7 separate regions of the Homo sapiens genome follow, and all the other regions are linked to region 5. A link is a contact called in ENCODE Hi-C or POLR2A ChIA-PET data. All regions are on one chromosome and are shown on one strand. The core of a region is the stretch at or near the end of the contact, and the rest is flanking DNA. Distances in the headings are between cores, read along the strand shown. Region 1 holds the start of COQ6 (coenzyme Q6, monooxygenase). Region 2 holds the start of MIDEAS (mitotic deacetylase associated SANT domain protein). Region 3 holds the start of LINC01220 (long intergenic non-protein coding RNA 1220). Region 4 holds the start of DNAL1 (dynein axonemal light chain 1). Region 5 holds the start of NPC2 (NPC intracellular cholesterol transporter 2). Region 6 holds the start of ZNF410 (zinc finger protein 410). Region 7 has its middle 29 kb from the start of FOS.

Region 1 (2,943 bases), core at 205-2,704, 540 kb before region 5:
ACGCCTGTAATCCCAGCACTTTGGGAGGCCTTGGCTGGTGGATCACTGGAGGCACGCGCCACCACACCTGGCTAATTTTTTTTTTTTTTTGAGACGGAGTCTCGCTCTGTCGCCAGGCTAGAGTGCAGTGGTGCAATCTTGGCTCACTGCAACCTCCACCTCCCGGGTTCAAGTGATTCTCCTGCCTCAGCCTCCCGAGTAGCTAGGACTACAGGCGCGCACCACCATGCCCAGATAATTTTTTGTATTTTTTTGTTTGTTTGTTTTTGTTTTTGAGAGAGTTTTGCTCTTGTTGCCCAGGCTGGAGTGCAATGGCACAATCTCGGCTCACTGCAACCTCCACCTCCCAGGTTCAAGCAATTCTCTTGCCTCAGCCTCCCGAGTAGCTGGGATTACAGGCATGTGCCACCACGTCCAGCTAATTTTGTATTTTTTTTAGTAGAGACAGGGTTTCTCCATGTTGGTCAGGCTGGTCTTGAACTCCTGACCTCAGGTCCCAAAGTGCTGCATTACAGGAGTAAGCCACCGCACCCGGCCAATTTTTGTATTTTTAGTAGAGACGGGGTTTTGCCATGGAAACCAGCCTGGTCTCGATCTCTTGACCTCATGATCCGCTTTCCTTGGCCTCCCAAAGTGCTGGGATTACAGGCGTGAGCCAGCGCGCCTGGCCAATTTTTTTTTTTTTTTTAAATTTTTAGACGGAGTTTCACCATGTTGGCCAGGCTGGTCTCGAACTCCTGACCTCAGGTGATCCACCCGCCTCGGCCTCCCAAAGTGCTAGGATTACAGGCGTGAACCACCACGCCCGGCCAAATTTGGGGAGCAATTTTCTTAATCTCTTTGTGCCTCAGTTTTCTCTTCTACAAAAATGAGACGACAATTGTACTACTGGTCATAGAGTACTAAGAGGATAAGCGAAAACTGAGTGACATTGCCTATCAAGAGCCTCGTATAAAGTCCGAGAGGTTCAGGTCTGTAAGTCAGAGTCCGCCTCCTGGTCCCTAAACGCTCATTTTAATCCCACGCCCCTCCGTGACACGCCCCTGCTGTCTGTCTCCAAGGCAACGCCCAACAGTTTCCTCTCCGGGATTCCTTTCCCGGGGGCAGTCTCTTTTCTCTCCTCACCTGACGGCTCCCCTCCGCGCCTCCGGGGGCTCCCTCAGGCCTCCCCACGGTCATTTCAGCTGGACAGAGGCAGCAGCGACAGTGACAGCGATAGTGGCAGCAGCGGTGGCAGCGAGAGCTATGCGGGGCCAGGGTCCACCCCTTTCTAGCTTTGGCGTCTGGTTGGCTTCCAGGGCAGCCTCCGATCCATCCCGCCCGAGGAGGCAAGGTTCGTTTTCCGATTGGCCTATTTTCTCCGCGCATTTTATTTCCGGTTCTGAGGACGCCGCGGAAGCGGGACGGGATTGGAGTGCTCTGCTCCGGACGCACTACGTAGGTGGGCCTGCGGGAGTTCTGAGTGCGACGGCGCAGGTCTGCACCATGGCGGCCCGGCTTGTCAGCCGATGCGGGGCTGTGCGTGCAGCTCCCCACAGCGGCCCGCTGGTGTCCTGGCGCAGGTGGTCCGGCGCCTCAACAGACACCGTGTATGACGTGGTGGTGTCGGGTGGAGGCCTGGTGGGCGCTGCCATGGCCTGTGCCTTGGGTAAGCCCTTCTCCAGGCTACTAGTGGCCGGAAACCGGGCCGCGGAGGCACGATGAGAGCCGTGAGAGCCCTAGCACGACTTGCCCAAAGACAATTTCTCAGGTCTCGCGACGCTTCTCCCCTCCCCTCCTAGAGGAACCCCAGGGCACGCCGGAATGCGTGTGGTCCTTCAGGGTCCATTAGGGTCAAAAGTGGGAGGGGCGTTCAGAGTCTGTTCTACTCATGGGAAAACAGGCCTTCCCGGGGTTATTTATAAATGAGAGTTCCAGTTTCTCCAGATCCTGGACAGTACTTGTCATTGTCTTTTTGTTTATAGACATTCTAGTGGGTGTAAGTAAAGTGGGATCTCCAGGTTTTGACTTGTATTTCCCTAATGATTAATGATGTTGAATATCCTTTCATATGTTTATTGGTCATTTGTATATCTTCTTTAGAGAAATGCCTATTCAGACCCTTTGCCCGGTTTTTAATTGAGCAGTTTGTCTCTTGAATACTGTGGTAAGAGTTATTTTTATTTTTTGAGACAGGGTCTTCCGCTGTGCCCAGGCTGCAGTGCAGTGGCACGATCACGGCTCACTGTAGCCTCAACCTCCCTGGCTGAATTGATCCTCCTGCCTCTGCCTCCCAAATAGCTGGGACTGCAGGAATGCGCCACCACTCGGCTGATTTTTGTATTTTTTTGTAGAGACGAGGTCTCACTATGTTGCCCAGGCTGGTCTGGAACTTCTGGGCTCAAGCAATCCACCTGCCTCAGCCTCCCAAAGTGCTGGGATTACCGGCATAAGCAACCCTGCCTGGCCATTATTTTGTTTATTCTGTATAAGTCCCTTATCTGATAAATGACTTGCAAATATTTTCTTCCATTTTGTAGTCTTTTCACTTTTTTTTTTTTCCCTGAGATGGAGTTTCGCTCTTGTTGCCCAGGATGGAGTACAATGGCACGATCTCAGCTCACTGCAACCTCTGGGATTACAGGCTTGTGCCACCATGCCTGGCTAATTTTTGTATTTTTAGTAGAGACGGGGTTTCACCATATTGGCCAGGCTGGTCTCGAACTCCTGATCTCGTGATCCACCTGCCCCTTCCTCCCAAAGTGCTGGGATTACAGGCATGAATCACCATGCTTGGCCCATTATGAGATTTTTTTTTTGTGATTTTTTTTTTTTTTTTAGCTCATCAGCTATCATTAATATTAGTGTTTTTTTATATGTGACCCAAGACAATTCTTCCACTGTGGCCTGGGGAAGCCAAAAGATTGGACACCCTGATCTAAGGGCAGCTGTTCCACCCTATGA
Region 2 (2,724 bases), core at 122-2,621, 730 kb before region 5:
GAGGCGACGTGACCAGCTCCACCAAGCCGGCCATATGCAGGGCCCGGCCGAATCCCGGGTTTCGGCGCTGCCGCCAGGCACCAGGGAACACAGCTCCCCGCGAGGCACCGCGCGGGCTGGGAGGGCTGCGGCGGCGCGGGCGTGCGGGGGCGCGCGGGAGGATGACAGGTCTGAGGTGCGCCCGCCCGCGCGAAGCGCTCCAGCCTAGGCCTCTGCTGACTGCATTTGCCCCAGTTCCCCAACGCCCCTGCACCTCTGTCCCCCAAACTCCTGGCGTGGACGCCGCGTCCAGGCCCACTTTCCCGTGCACGCTGGCAGGGGAAGGGGCTCCCGCGCCAAGTTCCCTCAGCTGGCTAGCCCCTCGCCGCGCCTTCCGGGCCTGGGCTCCGTCACGTCAGCCGGTCCCCACGGACACCACGTTTCTCTCCAGCGGAGGAGGAGCAGCCGGATTCCCGAGCCGCCGCGGGCCGCCGGGTGGGGAGGGCTTTCCTGGCGGGGCCGCGCCCGGGTGGGCGGGGGCCGCGCGCAAGCTGCGTAGCTGCACAAACACCGCGGGGCTGCGCTGCACACGCAGCTGCGGGCCGAGGGCGCGGACCGCGGGGGAGGGGGCGGCGGGCTGCAGGCGGCCCCCGCACGGCCACACGCGCCCGCTCCACCGCCGCCCAGGCCGCAGAAGTTCGAGCGCAGCGGCCCCCGCGGCCCCCTCTCCGGGCCGCGCCTGCAGAGCTGCAACCCGCCGTGCGAGCAGCCACAGCTCGCGCGCCGCCTGGGGTCCCCTCGCCGGCCCCGCCGCGTGCAGGCCTCGGCCGCCGGCCAGGCAGCCCCACTTACCCAGCTCTTGCCCGGGCTCCGGGCTCCGGGCTCGGCTGTCCCCCTTCCGCCGCGGGTCGCCGCCTTCGGTCGCCTCCGGGACTCCAGCCGCCTGCACGCACTCCCGATTTTAAAAACAAACAGGCGCCGTCGCCTCCCCGCGGCGCTCGCGGGGCTTCCGCCAGCCCGCGCCTCCCGAGGCTGAGAAGTTTGCTGGCAGGGCCCGGGCGGGACGCGCGGGCTGTCACCCCCCGCTTGCGATGCAGGAGCCTCGGCGCGCCCCGCACCCGTGCCGTCCGCCTCGCGAGCGCTCTGCCTCCCTCCGTGTCACCCCCAGTCCTGCGATGCAGTGTCAGGATTGCACGGCTCTGACTCATCGGTTGAGCTCACAGCTTGAAAAAAAAAAAAAGAGAGAGGGCGAGAGGCAACAGCGGAGGAGGAGGACTCTGGCGTGCTACAAAGGATTGCACAACTCGAGGCTGGGAGCGCGGAGCGCCCAGCGGCCGGCCGGCGCGCGCGGCACCGCGGCGAGCAGGAACCAGCTCTACCACTTCATCAGCACAACTGTCTCGGGGCGGCCTCAGCCAGCAGGCCCGGCGCCGCCCACTTCCTGCGACCAAATAAGGCCGGGGAAGGCGTCCTTAAACCTCAGGCGGCGGCCGGGGCTGGGGATTTCCAGCAGACCTCACCTCCACTCACGAGTCGGTCGCCGTCCCCATCCCCCGCCCAGGCTGGCGCCCCCGATGGCTTTGCTGGCGGGCCACGCTGCTAGTTCCTTTCACACCAAGGTCAGGAGGAGACGGTGACGAAATGTTTGGAAACCCATTGAGCCTGCCAGGAAAGTGTGTGTGTGATGCTGGGGAAGGCACAAGTCGCTTTCTTCCACAAAGAAACTCTCTCTGGTTTTGGATACGGTAAATCATGCACAATCCTCTCCATGGCATTTTATTAACAGACTCTCCGAGTTTCACTTTCTGGCTCAAAAGCGTCCTGGTGCGTGTAAAGGTTATTGAGAAACTGGCCTCAGTCCCTAGAAAGGACCCACCATCTCCATCGCTTAGGTGAGGAAAATCTCCTGGATTTAAATCTAGCAACTCAGGCCAGAGTTGAGCGGCTTTTCACTCCATACTCACATTTTCCCCTGTCTTCCCTAAATATCCCCCTGATCAATTCTCAGGTCCAGGCCTTGATGCCTCCTTGCCTGACTGGTGGGAAGATGGAAAACATTTTTGCAGCTCAAGAGGTTGGTTCTGGCCCCCACATTCAATGGGGCTCTAGGGCCAGGGGAAAGTTCAGGGGAGTGTGTCCTATTCTTCCTTCCAAGTTTTTTGGTGGTGGTGCAGTGGTGGTGGTGGCGGCGGCGGTGGTGGCGGTGGCTGTTTTTCAAGGAGATGGGTCACAAGGAGATTTTCCTTTGAAAGAAAAACCACCGAAGAATACCATGTGTCCTGGCAGCCACTTTTCAAAACACTGTGGCCAGACCTGAGAACCAGGTGCATCCCTCACTTTCTCAGGGAGAAGAGGAGGGAGGGGCAGCAGAATATGATTCTCACACACTCACTGGGCCTACAGGGCCAGGGTGGGGTGTGGAGGACACAGGCAAAACTTGGATCTTCTGCCCAGAAATCCTGCCAAACCTGCACTTGCTTCTAAGGGGGCATGGCTTTCCTGTCCTCTTCCACCTCTTTGCTGGCTGGAGCACCTGCGTACATGTACACCTGGAAGTCACACCTCCCCAAGAGGAGAAGGGCTTATTTGCACCATGTTATGATAGATATGTCAAAATAAGGAACACTTAAAACAATCTTATCTACAAAATACAGGTAATTATGCCACAGGACTGGACCAGAGGACCTCTTGAGATCCCTTCCAGTTCAAGATCCATGATTCTGTGATTACAGTAAGTGAATAGAG
Region 3 (3,074 bases), core at 220-2,719, 800 kb after region 5:
GGCTCACTGCAGCCTTGACTGCCCTGGCCCAAGATCTTCCCACCTCAGCCTCCCAAGTAGCTGGGATCACAGGTGTGCACCACCATGCCCAGCTATTTTTTTTTATTTTTGTAGAGTCGGGGTCTCCTTATGTTGCCCAGGCTGGTCTAGAACTCCTAGGTTCAAGTGATCCTCCTGCCTTGGCCTCCCAAAGTGCTGGGATTACAGGCGTGGGCCACAGCGCCCGGCCCCCTTTTATTTTAAATCTAAAGAAGACTCGAGAAAAAAAACATTACGTCAGTAGTAGATTTAGGAGATGCACTACTAATACTACGTAAGTTTCTCTTGTGCTGCCTGGGAATAAAAATAAACACTTAACACTAACTTGGGGCTCACAACATGCTTGACACTGTTCCAAACACACACACACACACACACACACACACACACACACACACTCATTTTAAAAGTCCTCATCTACTCTTAAAGGTAGGTCCTGCTATTATCCTTATTTTTGTAGATAATAATATAGTCTGGGGCGCAGAGGTCTGCTCAAGATCATCCAACTGGAGTGGCAGCGCTGGAATTAGAGTCCAGGCAGTGTGGCTTCAATGCCTGAACTCTTAGCCATTAGAAAGGAAAAACAAAGCAAAATCAGTATCCGCAACAACCTTGCAGGCACGGAGGCCCTCAGAAGGGACAGGAGAGGCCGGGCGCGGTAATCCCAGCACTTTGGGAGGCCGAGGCGGGCGGATCACCTGAGGTCAGGAGTTGGAGACCAACCTGGCCAACGTGGTGAAATCCTGTCTCTACTAAAAATGTAAAAAATTAGCCGGGTACGGTGGCGCGCGCCTGTAGTTCCAGCTACTTGGGAGCCTGGGGCGGGAGAATCGCTTGAACCGGGAGGCAGAGGTTGCAGTGAGCAGAGATCGCGCCAGTGCACTCCAGCCTGGGCGATAGAGCGTGACTCCATCTCAAAAAAAAAAAAAAAAAAAAAAAAAAAAACAAAGGAAAAGAAAAAGAAGGGACAGGAGGGCCTCCTTCCGCTCCTGACCAGCCCCTGCTGGCCCGTGGGCAGAGGGAGAGCCGGCTTCCAGGGACCTCAGGGAGGGACGTTTGGGAGTGCTCTCTCAGCGTCCCCTCCACCGCCCTCTCTACACCCTTGCCGCGCCCCTGTCCTCGTCGGCCAGGCCAAGGTTTCTCCTGGCCCTTCCCAGCTTCCGGCCCTTTGCTCCAGGGCAGGTCGCAGGGCCAGACGGTGCCAGGAGCTCGCGAGTCCTCTGTTTACTGTTTGGTTTCCACGGTGACACGTAGGCGCCGTCAGCGACTCCCGTCACCGCCCCGCAGCGCGGCCCCCACCCGGCGCCGTGACGCCGGCCCGCCGCTTCCGCTCTGCCCATATTTGGCTCAGCCACTGCGCCGCCGGCCCGGGGTAGGCTGTGGGCGGGACTCCCGCCGCGCCCCGCCCCCGGTCCCTGCCCCGCCCCTGGAATGCTGGGCGAAGGCTCCGAGCCACGAGACCCCCGCCTCCTGTCCCGGGACCCACCCAGGCGGAGGCAAGGGCAGGGGCGCTGGGGGCCCAGAGAGAGGGCGCCGCGATGGATGAATGAGCTGTTTCCAGCATTCCTGTGCGTCTGCTGGTTGTAGCTGCAGTCAAGATTTGGGGCGGTCTCGTTTGTTGTGGGTGGGTGATCTGGGATCACGATTTTCTCACTCTGTGCCCGGAAATCATGCCATCTCTCGCCCAACGCTGTATTTTATAGGCTTCAACTCAAAATTTTCCTTCATGGCACAGTGGAAAGCTTTGAAGACGGCGGTTCTGGGGTCAGTGTTGCCCCTCGGGGGATAAGTGACCTTGGGAAGGCCATTTTCCTTTTCCTGGCATGATAAAACGAACCGTGGGGGTGGTCCATAATGGTTGCAGCACTGTCATCAGGCTTGTGAGGGGAGCTTTTCCATCACCCTCTAACCACCCCCTCCCCAGGACATAACTGGAATATCAGTGAAGTTCTTTGAGCATCGACCCCCTACAGTTCTGCCCCCTGTGGTGATTGGATTTGTGTGTCTCTGCACCTTGCTCCTATTAGGCGCTTAATGAACTTTAGTTAACTGATTATTGAATGAATAATACGAATCACCTTCATAAATCCGGACCCCTGCAATTCCTCTTCCAGGCCGGGCGAGGGGGAGGGTAGGGGATGGGGGAGAATATTGAGATGATTAATAATCGCGCGGCAGGGTTGCTGATGTAAAGCGATTTGCAGATCTAAAGGGCAATAAGCATTCCTGGGAGAAATCCAGCGAGATTCCAGAAGTCTCTGAGGGAGCCGTGGGTGTGTACCGCCGGGCCCAGAGGGCGGGGGTGGGGCAGGCAGTGCCGCAGTGGCCGCTGCTGGGGAGCCGATTGCAATTGCGAGGAGAAGCGTGGGGTTAATCCTTCAAGACGCCTGTCACCATCCTCCCACCCCCATCCCTGCCCCCTAGATTCCCCAGTTCCTCTGGCTGAAGGAGTGTGTGTTTTCCAGAGTTTCAGAGCTGGAAGTCACATCGGAGACTTTTAATCTAATTTAACCTATTTCGCCAACAGGGAAATTAAAGCTCAGAGAAGTTGGTTCGACCATCCAAACTTGCACAGCTAGTTAGAAACTGATAAAAGTCAGGATATCTAGCTTCAAATAGTGTTCCACATCGCCTAGGTGCTTCTAATTTCCTGTGCTTCAGAACCCTGTTGCCTGGCTCAGCTGGTGGGTTGTACATTTAGGCTAAATATTGACTTCAGGGCTCTTAAAGAACGCCATTGTCACGTCTGCTGCCACACGCAGCCCACACCATGACACCAGGGCCTGGGGGGGATGGCCAAGAATTGTGTACTTCCTAAAGCCTCAAGCATTCCTCCTTAGAGCAGCTGGAATGGTCACCCCTGTCCAGGGAACAGGAGTCGGCTGTTCTGAAACCAGTCTTAGTCTAGCAGTTGGTCACTTTTCATAGTTACCCAAGCCTTGCATTAAACTTTTCTCAGCCAAGATTACAGCAGGAGGCAGGAGTAGCCCTAACCCTTTTCTGCTGTTTGGAAGTCTTTTCATGGCACATGGAGG
Region 4 (2,929 bases), core at 326-2,825, 850 kb before region 5:
TTTTTTGCTTTGTTTTTTGTTTTAGAGACAGGGTCTGGCTCTGTTGCCCAGGGTGGAGTGCAATGGCACAATTAGAGCTCACCTAAGCCTCAAACTCCTCAAATGATCCTCCTGCTTCAGTCTCCCCAGTAGCTGGGACTATGGGTGTTGTACCACCATGCCTCGCTAATTTTTATTTTTTACAGAGCCAGGGTCTTGTTACGTTGCCCAGGCTGGTCTTGAACTCCTGGGTTCAAGGGATCCTCTTACTTTGGCCTCCCAAATTTCTGGGATTACAGGCATGAACAAACTGCACCAGGCCACTATGTATAATTTTAAAGGAAAATCGTACCAACTATTTTGTTTGGTAACTTCTATTTTTACTTGAAATATGACTATCTTTGGATGTGAATAGATGCCTTTCAGCAAGTCAATTGTACTTTTTTAGTGTAAGTACATTATTGCATTGGATGTTCAATACTACTAACCAATTTTCTCTCTCTTTTTGTTTGTTTGTTTGTTTGTTTTGAGACGGAGTGTCACTCTTGTTGCCCAGACTGGAGTGCAATGGCGCGATCTCGGCTCACTGCAACCTCCGCCTCCCGGGTTCAAGCAATTCTCGTGCCTCAGGCTCCGGAATTGCTGGGACTACAGGCGCGTGCCACCACACCCGGCTAATTTTTGTATTTTTAGTAGAGACGGGGTTTCACCATGTTGGCCAGGCTGGGCTCAAGTGGTCAAGTGGTCCGCCCTCCTCAGCCTCCTAAAGTGCTAGGATTACAGGCGTGAGCCACCAGTCCCGGCCACCAATTCTCTTTTGTTGATAATTGAGTTGATTTTTTTTTTTCTATTAAAGCTTTGAACATACATCTCTGTGCTCAGGATAAAGTCCTGGAAGTGGAACTGCTGGATCACAAAGGGTGCAAAAGTTTTTGAACAGCCAACAGCCTTCCAGAAAGGCTGTATCAATTATAAACAGCAGCGTATTTGTGTGTCCCTACTTCACCATACCCCTAGCAACTCTATGAATTATTATTATTGTTAATAATTTTTAGCTCATTTGGTAGGTGGGGAAAAAAAGACACCCTGGTGATTAAAACCAACAATTTGTGATATTTAAAATGTGGAACCGAGCTTTCAGCTGCCTCTGGCTCCCTGGAGGATCCGGGGTAAAGAAACATAAAATGGGTGGAGTTTGGCTCTGGTATTCTCAGTGGGATGGGATGGAGAGGGAAATTACAGCAAGCCGCTTATTCTCCCCTCGTCCGGAAAAGGGTGGGAAACGCCATCGTTAGGGCAAAGGAATTAAGAACATTATTTTATGAAAAGGGTAGTTGTTAGGGGGACGTTTTAAGGTTTTTAACTTTAGGCGGACAAGTCACTACAGATCAGCTGAAATTGCTTTCGGTCCTGACTACTCCTGTGCGGGGTTAAGACCTAAGGAAGCAAAAGGGCAGCCAGCAACAGCCGGACGGGAGGACCCCGGCGGCCGCCACGCAGTCCCACAATGCCCCGCTCGCACCACCCTGAGGGCGGAGAGAAAGGACCGCTGCCGGGGATAGGGCTTCCGCCGAGAGCGCCGAGAAGTGCGCACGCGCACTGACCCCGCGGGCCCTAGCAACCAGAGCAGTGACAGTAGCAACCGCCGGAATGGTGAGTACCTTTCGGGCCGCGTAGCCAAAGCTGAGAGAAGATTGGGAGTGGAAAAGGGTGACTGTGGAGTGTTGAGGGTCTGGGGGTCCTTGAACAGCGGAAGGGAGCCGGTAGCTGACGCTAGCTCTGTGGAGTCAGGGGCCCGAGGCGAAAGAGAAGCCCTGGCCGGGGGTGGTCTGTGGTGAGGGCGGCCTGGGGTGGATCGGAGGTTGGGTTAAGGTGGAGGGACTCAGACAGGAGAAAAGGGAGGGCGAAGAGCAGGAAATTCTCTAAAAAGAGCGTATTGGAGTGGGAAGGGTGATGGGAAGGAGAGTGTAGATAAAGATATCTCTTTACATAGAAGTAATTTTAGTGACCCCCCCGTCGAGATGCAGGGAGGGGCTGGTTACCAGAGGGTTCTGTATAACACGGATTGCAGCAGTTTTCGTAACCTGTGATGTACCCAGGTTGCCTTCTGAATGACTACGAGGGCAGTTATTAGGTGACACTGTAAAGCACACTCTGATGGATATATTAGAGCAGTGATTCTCAAATTTCAGTATGCATAGGTATGGGCTTGTTGGAATGCAGATTGTGAATTTTTAATATGATTGGGGGTTTCAGGAATGTGCATTTCGACAACACACCTCAAGTGATTATAAAATTGGAGGGCATCCCACCACACTGAGAAATGCTGTTGCCTTAGGTTTGAAATCTACCAGCTGTCTATCCAATGAGAGCTCTTTATGAAGTAATGGTTTTACCTAGAGATGCTCCTCAACTCTTACTTGATGTGTTCACTCTCTTGCTTACATACTTGGTAGTTCTAACTAGTCGTTTGAAAAGGATTGCAGACCCAGCCAGAGCTATTGAGCAAAGTATGTGATGTCCTACTGGATAGAGATGTTTATGAAGAAGAAGCATAATTACTTGTCTTCTTTTTGTGATTCCAGTGCTATATAAGTGGGCAGAAATTGAGCCCAGGAGATGGAAATGATGAGGAAGTCATGCCTGCCCTCAACAAGATGAAATACCACTCTTTAAAAAGTAGTTTCCCCCCTGCTTTCCTTACTTTGTTCCCCAAGCAGTTAGCTGAAAATCACTGCCAAGGAAAGTTAAAAGTTCTGGAACCTAGGTTTATATTCAGGTGAAGAAAGGCTCAGACCTAAATATTTATGAAAGTATGAACCATGGTGATTGTTGAAAATCTTCAAATAGAGAATCAGAACCAGTACAGTTATAAGTCACTTAATGATGACAGGGATACATTCTAACAAACACATTATTGGCAGTTTTGCCTTGCAAACATCATAGAATA
Region 5 (3,037 bases), core at 432-2,931:
CACATTTCATTGAGCAGTTACTATTACCTGGGCACTGGATATAAAGCAGCAAACTTATGAAACCGCCTTTGCAAAAATCCTGAGGAAATTAAGACAGTGAAAGAGATCAGGACTCACCTACCCATCTTCCTTCTAACCTCTAAACTGTCTTTGTTCATTCCTGGGTGTAGGCTGAACTAGTCTTGGAGAGGAATTTATAGTTTAAACTCTGAAACGAAATGGATAATAGCCCTTTCCTGAAAAACCCCTTCTTGCCTGGGGACCGGTCTGCCTTTGTAGGACTAACAAATTAGCTACGAGTTTAGGGGCCACGCCGCCTCTGGCTGTAAGAGTCTGAACCTCCCCAAATTGCTCCTGGTAATGATATCACTATTGTAAAACCTAAGGTCAGTGCTTGAGATATTTTGCAGATCCTGCATTCCGATGCAGCAAATGACACCACCCAGAGGTCAGCAAGAAGAACTCACTTCGACTCTCCTATGATTTTATCTTCAACCTGACCAATCAGCACTCCCCACTTTCCAAGCCCATACCCGCCAAATTATCCTTAAAAACTCTGATCCCCGAATGCTCGGGGAGACTGATCTGAGTAACAATAAAACTCCGGCCTCCCCCACAGCCGGCTCTGCGTGAATTACTCTTTTCGCCACTGCAAATCCCATCTTGATAAATCCGCTCTGTCTAGGCAATGCGCAAGGTGAACCCCTTGGGCGGTTACACTTACTCTGGCTCCCCATTCTGCTGCGTGACTTTAGGTAGGCTACCCAACATCCCTGGAATTCAATGATTGATTATACGATCTCCGTGCTTCCTTTCCACTCATAGATCTTACAAAGTCAGTTTCATGCCTCTTTCATTGACAGTTCTATCTCTCTATCTCCACCTCTGAACAACATTGCTCGAGTTTCTGTTCCGACAATTCTATAGACTCGACTCAATGAAGGCACTCAGAATTTCTACCACCTGTTGTATTTTCCAACAAAGATTCCAACCACAGCGGCGAGAGGGAGTTATGTATCACAAGCTGTGATTAGAGACACAATGAGATTTATACAAGGAAAAACTGATTAAGAATCACAAGATTCCAAAGCCCAAAGGAAGTCCTATTTGTAACAATAAATGATGAAAAAGGGGAATTGACTTTTGACTTGTCAGCAAAAACGAAATTAAAAGAAAAGCAAAAGGAGTTGGAAGGGGGAGGCGGGATTCCAAGATACAAAGCATAAATAAAAAGAAGTTCTGTGCTCCACCCCTCCACCAGAGCTGGATACAGCCCTTCTGTTGTCCGCCCTACAAACTTTAGGAAACTTCAGCAAAAGGCCCACCTCCTGGAGTTCCCAGGAACCCCAAAACACGCGTTCTAAGGAAAGAAACAAAGTTGTGCGCGGTCGGGTTTCATGGAGGCCGGCGCCTTCTCCCCCGACCCAGCCCATTCCAGTTAGGTAGGGTCCAAGGCTCAGCCTGGCCGCCCGAGGGATCCGCCCAGCCCAGCCCCAGGGGTCTCAGCGCGGGGGTCCGGCGGGGCCTTCCACAGAGGGCGCGGGAACCTTGGGCGGGCCTGGGGCTCACCGCAGTCCTTGAACTGCACCGGTTCGGCCTGGGCAGCGGTGCTGAGCGCCAGGAGCAGGAATGTAGCTGCCAGGAAACGCATCGCGGATAACGAAGTTCCAAGCTCGGGAAAGAAGCAGCGGCCGCCCGCGGTCACAAGACAAACCTGTCGGGGCGGGCCCGGGGAGGAGCCCAGTCAGGCGACCTGTCACCAGTAACCACAGCTGAGGCCCGCCCGCGCCCCGCCCCCGGCTCCGGAAAGCCAGCTCCAGCCCTCTCAGGCCCAGAAGCCTGCAGTCTCCGCCCATGCCATCCCCTCAGAGGCCTGACCCGCCCGGACCCACCTCCGCCCCGCCCCGCCTCACTCCTCCCCGCCCCGTTCCTTCCCTTTAGAGCACCTCTCCGGCTTCCTGGGTGCGTCCCCGCCGCTGCCGTCTGGAGCATTCCTAGCCAATCAGACACCTTCTCCTCCCGCACTACCCAATAGGCATGTTGGGGGGGCGGGGCCTCCGTGAAGTCCCGGCCTCCTGTTCGTTCTCTCCGCCTCCCGAGGCCCCGGGTGAGAAACGGGGGAGACGCGAGGGGCGGAGCTTGTGGAGGAAGATGGCTGCCGCCTGGGGGTCGTCCCTAACGGCCGCGACGCAGAGAGCGGTCACTCCCTGGCCGAGGGGCAGGTACCAAGACTAGAAAGGCACCTGGAAAGGGTGTTTGGTTCTGCGCCTCTAGGACAAATGGGAAACTAAGGCCTGTGGGGGATGCGAGGGTTTGGTGGGAGGCCGTCCAGGTGGGGGTCGCCAGGTTTAGCGTGAGGCGCTCCAGGTCGAGGGTTGCAAGGTGCCCCTTCTGCTCCCGGGCTCACCCTCCTCCCTTGCGCGCAGGCTCCTCACGGCCTCCCTGGGACCCCAGGCGCGTCGGGAGGCGTCGTCCTCCAGCCCCGAGGCCGGCGAAGGGCAGATCCGCCTCACAGACAGTTGCGTCCAGGTAGGAGGCCGGACGCGGAGCGGCGGTACCCAGGCGATTGGCGGGAGCAGCGGGAACTGCTCTTCACTCAGCCCTTTAACTCCCGTTTCCCGCTATTCTTGATCCCCCTTCCTGCATTTCAGAGGCTTTTGGAAATCACCGAAGGGTCAGAATTCCTCAGGCTGCAAGTGGAGGGAGGTGGATGCTCCGGATTCCAATACAAATTTTCACTGGATACAGTTATCAACCCCGACGACAGGCAAGGAGGAAGGGGTGGGCCCCCAAAGGAGGTACAGGAGGGACAAAAGTGTCTCCAGTTTAAGGTGCACTTTTATTCCAAATTTAAAGGGTTTACCTGGGATGGTTAACACCGCCCGTCTCACAGTGAGGATGCAGTAAAGGTTTGTTGTTCTGAATCAAAGTAACTAAGTTATAGGAGCAAAATTGATCTGCCCAGGTCCATTGGGTAGTCGGTAGAAAGTCAGGCCGGACTAGATTCCAGGCTTAAGTCCCTACACGTTTCCCAGTA
Region 6 (2,862 bases), core at 51-2,550, 610 kb before region 5:
CCCAGTTTTCGTGAGTGGCCCTTTTTTGTTACTTTTCCTGGACCATTTCATCGCCTGAGGGGGTTTCACTTTTCTCTGTATGTTGCTAACTCCCAAATCTCCATCTGTATTTCTGACCTCTTTCTTGAGCACTGGACCTTTACCTCCAAGTAAATATCCTCAACTCTGGATTGCATCTTATACTCTGCTTTTTTCTTTTCTTTTCTTTTTTGAGATGGAGTCTTGCTCAGTCGCCCGGCGTGCAGCGGCACGATCTCGGCTCACTGCAACCTCCGCCTCCCGGGTTCAAGCGATTCTCCTGCCTCAGCCTCCCGAGTAGCTAGGATTACAGGCGCGTGCCACCACGCCCGGCTAATTTTTGTGTTTTTAGTAGAGACGGGTTTTCACGGCGTTACCCAGGATGGTCTCGATCTCCTGACCTCGTGATCCGCCCACCTTAGCCTCCCAAAGTGCTGGGATTAAAGGCGTGAGCCACGGAGTCCGGCCTACTCTGCTTTTCTAAAGTGGAATTATCTTCCTCTGAAATGTTTCTCCTTTATTTTAAATCACCATTAGTAATTTGTGTACCCAAACCTGTCATCAAGGCTTATCTTTAACCTTGAAAATGCCTTTTTAAAGAGAACTCCTTTAATTCCCACGGTTGAGTCTCTCATTCTTCCGCACGCAAATATTTTAAAATAAGTAATTTCAAGAAGTCAGTCAAACTCACAAAGCTTTAACAAGGTGGCATCCAGCTTGGAAGTCAAGTGTTCAAGCCCGCAGTCGGGACATCCAAGAGCTCTTTACATCCTAATTACAACACGGAACCCAGACTCACTGCATACCCCGTCCCGTATATAATGCAAAACTTGATTCTGCAAGTTCCTTTCTCGGGCGGTGAAACTTCGAAGGTCCTCTCCATGGAGACCTTTGATAAATGTTTAAGCAGTGATCTTTTCTTTCGCGTTTGCCTCCATTGCAACGCCTCCGCTGATGGGAAAAACTACTCCCTCCGCTACTGCGGGGTGGCAGTGACGTCAACGAATTAGCTGACCTGTTTTTTCGGGCTTCGCGGACATAGGAGTCCCGAAGGCCGAGAGTGAGTGAGTGAGTGGGAGCGGGGCGGCTGCGGCTCCTCCTGTCCGGGGCGGAGCCCTGCGTCGCGGGCCTGGGGAGGCCCCGCCAGCACCCTTGACGTCTGGGTCCCGAGCAGTGCGGCAGCCACACGACACTGAGGCGAGCGAGTGGGTGTGTGCGTGGGGGGTCAGCCAAACTTCCTGTCCCGCGCTCGAGCTGCTTCCGGCGGGAGCCGGAAGACGCTGTGTGTGGACGGAATTCGGGACCGACTGACGGCCGGCCGGCTTCCCGGAACTGGAAGGTGAGCTCCGAGGTGGGCCTGGCCACCCCTCCTCGGTTAGGTAGTACCCGAGAGGGCGGGGGCCAGTACCGGCTACTTGGGGCCTGGGGCCGAGTTCGCCCCGAGAGAGGAAACCGCCCTCCTTGGGCATCCCTCCTGGATCTGGCGGGCCCGGGAGCGGCCAGTCTGAAGCCCTGCGGCTTTGGCCCTTCCCCTCGCGGGTTTTTAGGGGCGATGTTCTTGCTCCTTTGCTTGGTTTTGGGGGTAGGGATATAGGAACAGACTGTCCTGAGAAAGCCAGAGTCAGCGAGTCCCCGGGGCGGGGGCTCTTGGACTGCACCCGCAGCCGGGGCCTGCCTACGGACCTTGGGGCCTTATTTCTGAGGCCTTTGTGGTGTGGGGTAGAGGATGCCAGGAGGCCTTGCCCTGAATGTTTCAGTCCAGAGCTACCCTCTCCTTTCATACCACTTACTTTCTGGGTTTGGAAAAGGGACAGCTGCCTACTCGGCTGGGCTGGGTCGCCCGTTTCTCCTTTGCCTGTCAGTTCGGGGGGCAGGAGTGTGTGGATTGTTTACGGCCTTCATACATTTCGTGTCGAATTTATTTTCTGAAGTTTCTCAAGATAATCCAATTTATTAAAGTTTATCCCACTTGATCATGAGGCTCAGAAATGCATTTAGGCACCATTTGGAAGTTAAATATTATTAACTTGGGACTTAAGAATTAGTACTTAGGTTGGAACGAAGGTCAACGCAGCATATTTGCAATAAATAAAAAACATTTGGAAATAAAGTCGGGCATTTTGTTAGGGAGTGAGAAATTGCACTTGGTTTTTTCTTAGTGTGGTGCAGAGTAAAAGACAACTAAAGTAGCAGTCAGAAGTTTTAAGTTCTAGTTTTTTACGTTTTGCATCTAAGTAGATGTCTAATTTTTGGCAAGTTGCTGAATCTCTAGCTCTGGGGAGTTTTTCTGTAAACGAAGGGGTTTACCTTTAGGGCTATGACAATTTTTCCGAGGCACTGAACTTTGAGTAGAAGTGACATAAGCATTTCTTTGTTTTGGAAAGATAACTTGAATGGCTGCATAAAGGATGTATTGGAAAGAGGAATTTTAAACGCGGGGTGACCAGTTAGAGGCCTGTTTTAATAGTATAGTAGAAAGTTACTGAGAGACCTAAACAGGGCATTACAGTAGGGAACAGAGAACATTCTGGGAACAGAGAATCACGGGAATTATTTAAAAATGGAGAATGAGAGAGATTTAAAGACCTAGAATTTGCAGCTGAGTGGGAGGAAGATTGGGCGATCATTGAAATAGGTAATACAAGAAGAACAGGTTTGGTAAGGAAGATAATAATCTGGATTTTGGACATTGTTAGGTTTGAGATGCTGTTGGATATACATGTGGAGATACCTAGCAAGCAGTTAGAAATGAAGGTTTGGAGTTCAGAAGAGATGACTAGAGAAAAATGTAGGTATCATTTGTAGTGTCATTCATTCATTATACAAATATTTAGTACCTACCAG
Region 7 (3,127 bases), core at 19-2,518, 760 kb after region 5:
TCTTGCTCTGTTGCATAGCAGTGATAAAATCATAGCTCACTGCAGCCCCAAACTCCTGGCCTCAAGTGATCCTCCTGCCTGTGCCTCCGCCTCCCGAAGTGCTGGGATTACAGGCATGAGCCACGGCATTCGGTTTTCTTTTATTTCTTCAGACTTTAACATTTTTATTGCATTTTATCTTTTCCCCTGGTGCTCCTCAGCAGGATCTAGACTCTTACTGAGCACAGTTCTATGCTGAGTGCTGGAAGGAATACAAAGCTGTATGAAGGCCGGGCACGGTGGCTCACACCTGTAATCCAGCCCTTTGGGAGGCCGAGGCAGGCGGATCACCTGAGGTCAGGAGTTCGAGACCAGCCTGGCCAACATGGTGAAACCATGTCTCTACTAAAAATACAAAAAAAACAAACAAACAAAAATTAGCTGGACGTGGTGGTGGGTGCCTGTAATCCCAGCTACTTGGGAGGTTGAGGCAGGAGAATCGCTTGGACCCAGGAGGTGGAGGTTGCAGTAAGCTGAGATTGTACCACTCACTCCAGCCTGGGCGACAAGAGTGAGACTCCGTCTCAAAAAAAAAAACAAAAAACAAAAAACAAAAAGCCGCATGAAAAGCTGATCCTGACTTCTGGGAGCTTGTAATTCAGTTTGGGAGACAAAGCCTATGCAATAAAACATTTAAATAATAACACAAAATAATGCATAATTAAGTGCCAAAGTAAATGGTCCAGGTGAAAAAGTTCAGAGGGATGAGAGGCTACTTTAGGCTGACACGGGTGGGGCACTGGAACAGAGGAGGCAGGTCTTTGAGGGACAGGCAGAGTAAAGAGGACATGCTCAGCTGGTATGCAGGAGAAAAGGGACAAAGCACGGCATAAACGAAAGTGTAGAAAGAGGAGGAATATGCTGATGCAGTATGATCTGGTGCATAAACTCTCAGTTTCAGCAGTTACATGGTCCTGGGTGTGAATCCAGCCTCAGCACCTTTCTACCTGAGTGGCCCTACATCAATTATTTTACTTGTATTAAGCCTCAGTTTCCTGATCTGCAAAGTGGGCATAAAGAATGAAACCATGCAAAACAAAGCAGCATCTGGCACAGGGCCAGGCCTCAGTGGCAGCTACTGCTATTATTATGATCTCTTTGCAGGGGGAACCCTTGCAGCTGTTCCACCTGAATAGTGGAGAGAGGTGTGTGGCCACGCTGAAACCTGAAACCATAACGTAAGAGCCCAAGGGAGACTGGAAACTCTACAGCCATGAACTAAAAGCAGCGTGTGTCAGCCGCAGAATCGGATAACACAACCAAACCACAAATGTGCCTGCCGCTCAGGCTTTAAAGTTCTACAGCAGAGCAGGACCCACTGTGACTTACTTTGTGTGATGGAGTCAAACCACATTTTTTTTCTTCTTTTTCTCATCAGACTTCACAGGAAATATACGTCTTTGTTCAGATTTGAGATAAGGTACCCCTTCACCTTGACTCTCCTTTGCGGCATGAACTCACCCATTAAGTTGCTCACTTTCTATCCTAGGCCCATATCATCAGCCACTTATATTTAGTAGGCATGTGGGTTTGTATTGCTCTTATGTTAGAGGTGGAATCAAAGCTTTATCTATTAAGACATGGTTTGTAGTCAGACTGAGATGACAATCTAAAAAAAGGAGGTGAGAGTCTCCCGGAGGATACAACCAAGTGGGGTGGATTCTGTTGAAGGTTGTTTATTTTGCCATCAGTAATCCCCTACAATGCTGTTGCTCAATAATTATTTTAGGTCTCATGACTTTCAACCTAACCTCTGTGCCCACAGAGAGAATCTATACTGAGGTGTTGACATGATTTCTTTGCAGCTGTTACAAATTAATAGCCTTGGCTCCCTTCGCATGTTGAACCATTAAAATTGTGAAGACAATTGGCATTAAGGTATTTCTCAAAGACCCCTCACCCAGTCTAATGGGACCTCTGTCCCGTTCCAGGAGTGCCTATTCCTAGATTTCTTTTTTATTTATTTTATTTATTTTTTGGTTTTTCCTTTTAAGCCCAAATCTCCCCATATAGGACTAACCTACGGGCCGACACGGTGGCTCACACCTGTAATCCTAGCACTTTGGGAGGCCGAGGCAGGCAAATCACCTGAGGCCAGGAGCTCGAGGCCAGCCTGGCCAACATGGCGAAACCCCATCTCTACTAAAAATACAAAAATTAGCCAGGCATGGTGGTGCACACCTGTAATCCCAGCTACTTGGAAGGCTTAGACAGGAGAATGGTTGAACCCAGGAGGTGGAGGTTGCAGTGAGCCGAGATCATGCCACTGTACTCCAGCCTGGATGACAGAGCAAGACTCCATCTCAAAAGAAAAAAAAAAGGACTAACCTAAGAATTGATGGTAGGAGGGCATGGAAGGAGGAGTACAAACAATAGCCCAGTAGGTTGTAGCTTATAGCCAGCGTTCAATAAACTTATCTCAGTATACTGAGAAGGAAGGAAGCAAATATATAATAAACCACCACCACGTTAATGCCTACTGTTTGTCAAGCATTTGCCATCCACACACCTTATCTTGTTGTCCTCCAACAACAGTATAAGGAAGGTAGTATTGGTGTGCCCATTTTGCAGAGAAGGAAACTGAGGCACAGAAAGATTAACTCGTAAGATAAATAGTTTGCAATGAGTAGCAGAGCAGGGATTTGAACCCAGGGAGTCGAGCTCCAGGGCTGGTGTTGTCAAATGCTACTAAGATATGTGTATTTTATCAGGAGGAAGCAGAGGGAGAAGAGGCACTGTAAAGAAATAGAAGGGTGTCTTGGGAGCTTAAGCTTTGGCCTATAGCACGATGCTGTCCCAGTCACAAACAGAGCCCCAGCCCAGATGGACAAGGCCACATCCTGACAAATACCCAGAAGTAAGACAGTCACAGTTTTGTACCCACTCTCTGTCCCCATCCTTTGCTGTTCTTGTGGGGCCAGCCAGGTTCCAGCTGAGTTGTAAACTTGTAGTATGGCTCTAGCTAGCCTAAGGGATTAGTGGAGCCATCTCTGGCTCATTGAGCTCCAGAGTGGCCAGTGAGAGCCTGGAAGTTGGATCAGATGACACTTCTGGAGGCATGGGCTATGGTCCCAAGGGTCCCCAGTAA

Evidence for each region. A loop is a pair of places that touch in the nucleus more often than their neighbours do. ChIA-PET counts read pairs that join two places held with the same protein, here RNA polymerase II (POLR2A). Pooled maps may share reads with other maps.
Region 1: a map of naive thymus-derived CD4-positive, alpha-beta T cell shows a loop between it and region 5 (26-fold over the local background). The contact joins the promoter of COQ6 here to the promoter of NPC2 in region 5. A Hi-C loop is called at or near these places in 2 of 168 maps with a recorded cell type or tissue (naive thymus-derived CD4-positive, alpha-beta T cell and psoas muscle), 2 of 37 single-sample maps with no recorded cell type and 13 of 50 pooled maps.
Region 2: a loop to region 5 is called in a pooled map, with 9 times the contacts of the local background. The contact joins the promoter of MIDEAS here to the promoter of NPC2 in region 5. A Hi-C loop is called at or near these places in 3 of 37 single-sample maps with no recorded cell type and 12 of 50 pooled maps. POLR2A ChIA-PET finds 5 or more read pairs at or near these places in 3 of 52 experiments (GM12878, PC-9 and Panc1).
Region 3: a loop to region 5 is called in a map of ascending aorta, with 4 times the contacts of the local background. The contact joins the promoter of LINC01220 here to the promoter of NPC2 in region 5. A Hi-C loop is called at or near these places in 2 of 168 maps with a recorded cell type or tissue (ascending aorta and endothelial cell of umbilical vein) and 11 of 50 pooled maps.
Region 4: a map of CD4-positive, alpha-beta T cell shows a loop between it and region 5 (10-fold over the local background). The contact joins the promoter of DNAL1 here to the promoter of NPC2 in region 5. A Hi-C loop is called at or near these places in 1 of 168 maps with a recorded cell type or tissue (CD4-positive, alpha-beta T cell) and 7 of 50 pooled maps. POLR2A ChIA-PET finds 5 or more read pairs at or near these places in 1 of 52 experiments (activated CD4-positive, alpha-beta T cell).
Region 6: a loop to region 5 is called in a map with no recorded cell type, with 24 times the contacts of the local background. The contact joins the promoter of ZNF410 here to the promoter of NPC2 in region 5. A Hi-C loop is called at or near these places in 4 of 37 single-sample maps with no recorded cell type and 11 of 50 pooled maps.
Region 7: a loop to region 5 is called in a pooled map, with 8 times the contacts of the local background. The contact joins the enhancer-like site here to the promoter of NPC2 in region 5. A Hi-C loop is called at or near these places in 1 of 168 maps with a recorded cell type or tissue (tibial artery) and 7 of 50 pooled maps. POLR2A ChIA-PET finds 5 or more read pairs at or near these places in 2 of 52 experiments (PC-9 and WTC11).

The regions. Positions count from the first base shown.
Region 1 is chr14:73,948,848-73,951,790 of GRCh38, forward strand. COQ6 (coenzyme Q6, monooxygenase) reads left to right here and starts at 1,455. Exons shown (of 12, transcript NM_182476.3): 1 at 1,455-1,648. The coding sequence starts at 1,486. It overlaps FAM161B (FAM161 centrosomal protein B), which reads right to left and starts at 1,247. Exons shown (of 9, transcript NM_152445.3): 1 at 1,126-1,247. The coding sequence starts at 1,179. RefSeq lists enhancers at 1,137-2,137, 1,154-1,213.
Region 2 is chr14:73,758,932-73,761,655 of GRCh38, forward strand. It overlaps MIDEAS (mitotic deacetylase associated SANT domain protein), which reads right to left and starts at 1,372. Exons shown (of 13, transcript NM_001367710.1): 1 at 832-1,372. RefSeq lists silencers at 40-149, 510-659, 790-1,029 and enhancers at 1,450-1,779, 2,695-2,724.
Region 3 is chr14:75,292,935-75,296,008 of GRCh38, forward strand. LINC01220 (long intergenic non-protein coding RNA 1220) reads left to right here and starts at 1,470. Exons shown (of 3, transcript NR_038421.1): 1 at 1,470-1,607; 2 at 1,743-1,803. RefSeq lists an enhancer at 1,038-1,177 and a silencer at 1,248-1,707.
Region 4 is chr14:73,643,411-73,646,339 of GRCh38, forward strand. DNAL1 (dynein axonemal light chain 1) reads left to right here and starts at 1,576. Exons shown (of 8, transcript NM_031427.4): 1 at 1,576-1,632. The coding sequence starts at 1,630.
Region 5 is chr14:74,491,624-74,494,660 of GRCh38, forward strand. NPC2 (NPC intracellular cholesterol transporter 2) reads right to left here and starts at 1,682. Exons shown (of 5, transcript NM_006432.5): 1 at 1,570-1,682. The coding sequence starts at 1,651. ISCA2 (iron-sulfur cluster assembly 2) reads left to right here and starts at 2,142. Exons shown (of 4, transcript NM_194279.4): 1 at 2,142-2,222; 2 at 2,427-2,529; 3 at 2,652-2,767. The coding sequence starts at 2,152. RefSeq lists silencers at 1,435-1,494, 1,665-1,944 and an enhancer at 2,145-2,224.
Region 6 is chr14:73,885,559-73,888,420 of GRCh38, forward strand. ZNF410 (zinc finger protein 410) reads left to right here and starts at 1,301. Exons shown (of 12, transcript NM_021188.3): 1 at 1,301-1,357. It overlaps PTGR2 (prostaglandin reductase 2), which reads left to right. Exons shown (of 10, transcript NM_001146154.2): 10 at 1-168. RefSeq lists a silencer at 961-1,240 and an enhancer at 1,291-1,360.
Region 7 is chr14:75,248,388-75,251,514 of GRCh38, forward strand. No RefSeq gene overlaps it. Among named protein-coding and RNA genes, the nearest start is that of FOS, 29 kb to the right of the region's middle. RefSeq lists enhancers at 1,371-1,540, 1,741-1,860. Within about 2 kb of position 1,269, at least 10 of the 41 ENCODE cell types and tissues checked have a DNase peak (open chromatin) inside an H3K27ac peak, as active enhancers do; they include PC-9, where a contact is called at or near this core.